Regions from separate parts of the Homo sapiens genome. Here region 2 is linked to region 1. Evidence: chromatin contacts called from ENCODE Hi-C or POLR2A ChIA-PET data. All regions are on one chromosome and are shown on one strand. Each heading gives the region's core, a stretch centred on a gene start or an enhancer-like site at or near the end of the contact. The rest is flanking DNA. Distances are from core to core; before and after follow the strand shown. Region 1 has its middle 16 kb from the start of FAM8A1. Region 2 overlaps NUP153 (nucleoporin 153).

The links. Hi-C counts contacts between places; a loop is a spot of excess contacts on that map. ChIA-PET counts read pairs that join two places held with the same protein, here RNA polymerase II (POLR2A). Pooled maps may share reads with other maps.
Region 2: a loop to region 1 is called in a map of naive thymus-derived CD4-positive, alpha-beta T cell, with 5 times the contacts of the local background. The contact joins two enhancer-like sites. A Hi-C loop is called at or near these places in 4 of 168 maps with a recorded cell type or tissue (CD4-positive, alpha-beta T cell, CD8-positive, alpha-beta T cell, breast epithelium and 1 more) and 6 of 50 pooled maps. POLR2A ChIA-PET finds 5 or more read pairs at or near these places in 5 of 52 experiments (AG04450, GM12878, activated T-cell and 2 more).

What each region holds. Positions count from the first base shown.
Region 1 is chr6:17,582,672-17,585,765 of GRCh38, forward strand. No RefSeq gene overlaps it. Among named protein-coding and RNA genes, the nearest start is that of FAM8A1, 16 kb to the right of the region's middle. Within about 2 kb of position 1,645, at least 9 of the 41 ENCODE cell types and tissues checked have a DNase peak (open chromatin) inside an H3K27ac peak, as active enhancers do.
Region 2 is chr6:17,631,623-17,634,716 of GRCh38, forward strand. It overlaps NUP153 (nucleoporin 153), which reads right to left. Exons shown (of 22, transcript NM_005124.4): 17 at 1,028-1,222. Among named protein-coding and RNA genes, the nearest start is that of FAM8A1, 33 kb to the left of the region's middle. RefSeq lists a silencer at 1,762-1,962. Within about 2 kb of position 1,514, at least 3 of the 41 ENCODE cell types and tissues checked have a DNase peak (open chromatin) inside an H3K27ac peak, as active enhancers do.

The sequences.
Region 1 (3,094 bases), core at 395-2,894:
AATAAAAAAAATCCTTGCATACCTTGTTCAGTTGGAGAATTTTAATGTTTTTCATTTACCATTGTAAAACCAAGGACAATTTTATACTTTTTTGTACGTAGCTGTTACGTGTAGGGCAATCTGTCTTTAGGGATAAATTACTCTAAAACAAAGAATCCTAGTTTTCCCTTCAAGTTAAGCATCTTGTTTAAACTCCTTGTTTTAAATGAAAAAAAGTATTATCATTCTGGTTTCTAATTTTTGAATTTTTGATGGCTGTCTCATTTATTTTCTTTGTTTTGCTTTTGTAGATAATCCTACAGGAAATACGCTTGACTTGTATTGCTCTATTCTAGTGCTCATATTTCTGTAAGGTAGATTTCTAAAAGGATTAAGGATTCACAAGGCTCAGATATTCTGAATTTGGGTGGATGCTGCCTAATTATCCTTCGAAAAATGTCTAAGCCTATACTTCCACAAATGACTGAACCTGTTTTTCTCCAAACCTCGTCAACTCTGGATACCACCTCTCTTAGTCATTTTTCCAGTCTGATGTGCAAAAACATGACATGGCCTATTTAAGTGCATAAAATTGATCAAGAGTGAGGACAGTCTATTGAATAAAAAAGATAAGTTCTCATGGTTAGTAAGAATAAAATGAGCCAGGATATTAAACATGGAAGAGTATATAGGCCTGTGAAAAGAGGGAAAATGAAGAAACCAGGAGAATTGTGGAATTTTTTGAGTGCAAGAAGAAGGGGGGCCTCTGTTTGCAGGAAAATAGAATAGGAATAATACAAAAATTTTTAATTAAAAAATAGAGAAAGGGGAGCCAGAGTAAGTGGGAATTTGATGAGGTTTAGTTGAGGTTTCAGTTAATGTCCTACGTGTGTACAGCTTCAGACTGGCCAGGCATTGGGTCTCCACTTCATGTCAATGATAAGATGATGTAATAGAGTAAGTCTTAACGAGGAGGGTAAGATCAGCGATCAGGTTGGTGGGCTCCACCTTGCAGGGAGGTCAGGAGGAGGTATGGGATGAGTGCTGGGTGACACAGGCAAGGGTCAAATTCTAAGGGAAGAAATTGCGTTAGGCACAGAAGGCCTAAACTGACGTGCTCAGGAGCGTCTGTGGCTGTTCCCTCTGGATTCATTGTTTCCAGGTCTAAAAAAGGAAGGAGCAGCAGAAGCAACTCAATGTTTTTTTATATTTGTTTGTACCAACACTATATTTTACAAATATTTACGTTTGTCTTTCATAATAGCCTTCTATTGCTGACTGGACCAAAGCCAAACTCAGCCTCCCTCCCTGACCTTTCTGCATGATGTCACCCTTTCTAGCATCTACCCACGGCACTCTCTTGTTGGCTTCCTTCCTCTCGTATGTCACAGTCATTTTCTTCACACACTCGACTTATTTTCAGTTTTTTAATCTCATGCTATCCCTACCCAAAGCAATGCTTTCTCTTGGCCCCAATCTCATATTTCACAAGTAAAATCCAATCCTAATCTAAAATAGTCTTTCCTTTTGCCAGAATATCATGGGCGATGTACTTCTATGAGCATATATCTCAGAGCTGCTCCACAGTCTTCTATTAGTATAAAGCGGAGAAGGCTGAACAGATTACTTTAAGGCCCTCAGCTCTGAAGTTGGGTTTTGGAGCCTGTGGTGTTCTTAGCTTTGGAAATTCCTCCACCTACTGGTTGCCTAAAATCCTGTCTGTTCACATTATATAATGAGGTTCGCAGTTGTTTTATGAGATCGGCCTATTTTTAAGAGTAACACGGGCCTCTTGTGAATGATGACACATTTCTAAGTCATTTCGAATTCCTAAAATAAAATTAAAAATGTGCTATAAAGAAAATATTTTCTTATAATAGAAAATGTTTTCAAGCAGATGACAAATTTCTTAATGCTTTTGAACAACCATTAGGGGGCAGAAAATCATTACACAGTATAGCAATTCAATCCACGTTAGGCTGGAGAAGAGAAAGCCTATTTTATGTGTATTTCCAAAAGTTAGTACCAAAATCAAGTTATTTTTCAGTGTAATCATTGATTTGGTGCTTGGGTATCTTATTTACAAAAGAAGCCTTCCGTAGTGGCTTTATTTTTTACAACTTGCTTCCTATCAGTGTATCAAATCAGATGAACCTTACTCTGAAGGAAACACTTTAGAGACCAATGTGACATCTTGGGGCAGGGTTGCCATATATGACTAGTAAGAATAGTTGAAATATGTTGATAAACTAAAAGTAAGTTTATCTCACTAAAAATTAGAGAAATTCATAACAAAACAATAGATTTATGGCTGCCCAAGTTTCAGGAACTCTCTTTTCAGTCACCCTATCAAACGATGGGTTCAAGCGTGGTTAAAAATAGTTCGCTACTTCTTTAACAGCTTCTCTTCCCCCAAAAAACAACTCCTTAAAGATTAGAATGCAATTATTTCTACTTCTCACTTCCATTCCCCCATCAGCCAGCCTTTCACCTCTCACCCCATGAAACTTCCCAATGAATGCCACCCTTGACTTCCTAATGGCCGAATCCAGGTTCTCTAATTGGAAGGATGATAAACAAGCACTTGCTAATTTAAGTTTAAGAGAAATTTATTAAAAGTATATCACAAGCTGGATACAGTGGCTCACGCCTGTAATCCCAACACTTTGGGAGGCTGAGGTGGGTGGATCGCTTAAGCCCGGGAGGTCGACACCAAACTGGCCAAAATGGAGAAACTCCGTCTCTACAAAAAAAACACACAAAAATATAGCCAGGCATAGTGGCACTTACCTGTAATCCCAGACACTTGAGAGGCTGAGGTGGGAGGATCACCGGAGCCTGGGGAGGTCAAAGTTGCAGTGAGCCATGATCATGCCACTGCACTCCAACCTGGGAAGCAGAGCGAGACCCCATCTCAAAAAATAAAATAATAGGCCAGGCATGGTGGCTCACGCCTGTAATCCCAGCACTTTGTGAGGCCAAGGCGGGCAGATCACGAGGTCAGGAGTTCGAGACCATCCTGGCCAACATGGTGAAACCCATCTCTACTAAAAATACAAAAATTACCCAGACGTTGTGGCAGGCGCCTGTAATCCCAGCTACTTGGGAGGCTGAG
Region 2 (3,094 bases), core at 264-2,763, 49 kb after region 1:
CTCACACATTTTCTCCTTGCGGGCTTACTCTTTTACAGAAGACTTGAAAAATCTGGCCTCCAGACCAGGCGTGTTGGCTCACGCCTGTAATCCCAGCACTTTGGGAGGCCGAGGCGGGTGGATCACGAAGTCAGGAGATTGAGACCATCCTGGCTAACATGGTGAAACCCCCGTCTCTACTAAAAACACAAAAAATTAGCTAGGCGTGGTGGCAGGTTCCTGTAGTCCCAGCTACTCGGGAGGCTGAAGCAGGAGAATGGCATGAACCCAGGAGGCGGAGCTTGCAGTGAGCAGAGATCGGCCACTGCACTCCGGCCTGGGCGACAGAGCAAGACACCATCTCAAAAAAAACACAAAAATCTGGCCTCCAGTTAGTTTAGGATTAATTACTTTGAGGGAGTCTTCCTTTGTACTTATATAGTAAAATATTAAGAGTTCTTTTCCTGGGACCTACTTTGGGAAACCAAAGCCACAGCCTGTATCGCTTTTAATTTAGAGGTGTATTCCCAGTCAAATAAAAGTCAGTAAGTTCATCTGGGCGCGGTGGCTCACACCTGTAATCCCAGCTACTTGGGAGGCTGAGGCAGGGAATTGCTTGAACCTGGGAGGCGGAGATTGCAGTGAGCAGAGATCGCGCCCCCGTACTCCAGCCTGGGCAAAAGAACAAAACTGTCTCAAAAACAAACAAACAAACAAACAAAAAAACAAACAAACAAAAAAACAAAGAACAGTTCACCTAGGGGGCTAGCAGTTAAAAACAAAAAACAAAAACTCTCTGAGGCTCAATGACACAAGAAATTTTTTTTCCCACCTGGAGAAAAGATACCTCACTGTTGACAAGCAACTAATATGACCTTACAATATTCAGAAACAGATATAACTAAAACATCTCAGGATAATCTCATTTTATATTAATTTTCAAGAGAGAATGAGTGAACACTGAAGCTGTTCTCAAATACTTCATTTTTAAATGGCCTTACAAAAAGGCGCTTTACCATCACCTTTATTTTTATTTTTTTGGCCTTACCTTTAAACCCAGATTTTGTGCCTGGCTTTGCACTTTCACATGCCAAACATTTGGTAGAGTCTGCCTTATTCTGCACTAGGCACAATTCACAGTCCCAGCTTCCCTCGGGTTTCTTGAACTTTTCCAATCCTAGAGAGCCTCCAGAAGGCAGAGAGACAGGTACAGTGCTGCTACTTGAAGCAGGTACTGAACTTCCTAAAAAAAAAAAAAAAAACGGGGAGTGGGGGGAGATTTCATGAAAATTTTAATTTACAGTATGTCAGTATCTTAATGGCACTGCTAAGTTTAAGTGTTCAGTTTCTAATAATATTTCCTATTAAAACACAGAATGTGCCAGAAATAGACAACTGTTCATATTTACATTGTTTAAAAAAAAGAATAGACCTCTCTTTTAACCTTATAAATGATTTCTTTTAACCTTATAAATGAGCAGCTCATAATCACCTTGCTCACTGGTGAGCTCCCCCTTAACCACATGTTTGAACTGCTGTGGTTTAAGAAAAAAAATCATGCTCGCAAATTAGGGGCTCAAAGACTAAATTTTTCTTAAGAATCTTTTTCAAATTTCTTCAAAGCAGCAAGCATTCTAAGACATAAGATGTAAATTGTAGGCAATATCCTAACATATAAAATACACAGCCACAGACCATATGAATTTCAAGATTTGAAAGCATAGATCTCTGCCTCTGAATGATAGCTTTTGCACAGAAGTGCATCTACTTCACATCCACTTCACAATCTAACTTGACACCTACTACATTCCTGACATTTGTTACATGCTAGCCATTTAACAGACATTTATTAAGCATCATAATATACTTGGGTTCTGGGGACATTAAAGATGAATAAAATGTTGCTTAACTTGTAAGATGCTCATGGTCTTAAAGGGGGAAAATAAAAGCACAGTGGCACCATCACCAAGTGACAACCTAAAACAAGTGTGCAAAGAAGGAAGAAATGACTAAGAGGCAGGAAAAGGATACACAGAGGTGACAAATCTTAAGCAAAACTAGCATGTTTGTGGGAGAGGTGGCACAGGAAGAACGGCTTGGTAAGGCCCAAAATATAGTGCTGACAGTGAAGCCATTCATTCTGGTATTCCTACTTCTCTAGATGGCCTACAACTGTCGCCACCTCTTCCATAGTTACCTAACTGATCTCTACATTTTATAGGTATGTTCTCTTCCATCTTGCCAACCAAATTGCTCCCTGGGGTTCCATCTTGGCCCACTGTCCTCACAAACTCTCATTTACTCCAGTGGTTTTTAAATCCCCAAAAAACAGTTTCCTAATCTACACCTGCAATCTACACTTCTGAGCTTGTCACTGTAGTCTCTTAGTTGGTGACTCCACTGTCTTACTTGGTTAGCTTGGCTGGATACTCCTCCTCCTCTACATTTTTCTCAAATCTATTTCAATCAATTTCTGACTCTTCTACTGCTATTCTGGTTCATGAACCCCCCCCATTACTCCCACCACTAACCCATCTCTTGCTTGAGTAACAGCTTTTTTATTGAGACCTCTGATCCTGTTCCTTTGAAATCCATCTTCCTCTGAAGCAACCAGTGCCATGTAGTTTTTGTTTTTCCTTTCTGGTTGCACCTTTTTAAAAGATTAACTGTTCAAAAGCTTTATTCCTGCCACTCCCTGTAAGTTAGCGGACTTTCATTTCAGGCCATCTTGAGTGAACACACTCAACTCTACTCTCATGACTTCAAATATCAAAACTATGGATTAATGACCCCAAATCCGTATCTCCACCCAAAGGGTGTATCCAAAGGCCTTACATACATTTTTTTTTTTTTGAGACAGAGTCTCACTCTGTTGCCCAGGGTGGAGTAGAGTGGCACAATCTCAGCTCACAGCAACCTCCACCTCCCAGGTTCAAGCTATTCTCCTGCCTCTGCCTCCCAAGTAGCTGGGATTACGGGCATCCACGACCACGCCCAGCTAATTTTTGTATTTTTAGTAGAGACAGGGCTTTGCCATGTTGGCCAGGCTGGTCTCAAACTCCTGACCTCAGGTGATCTGCCTGCCTCAGCCTCACGAAGTGCTGGGATTACAGAC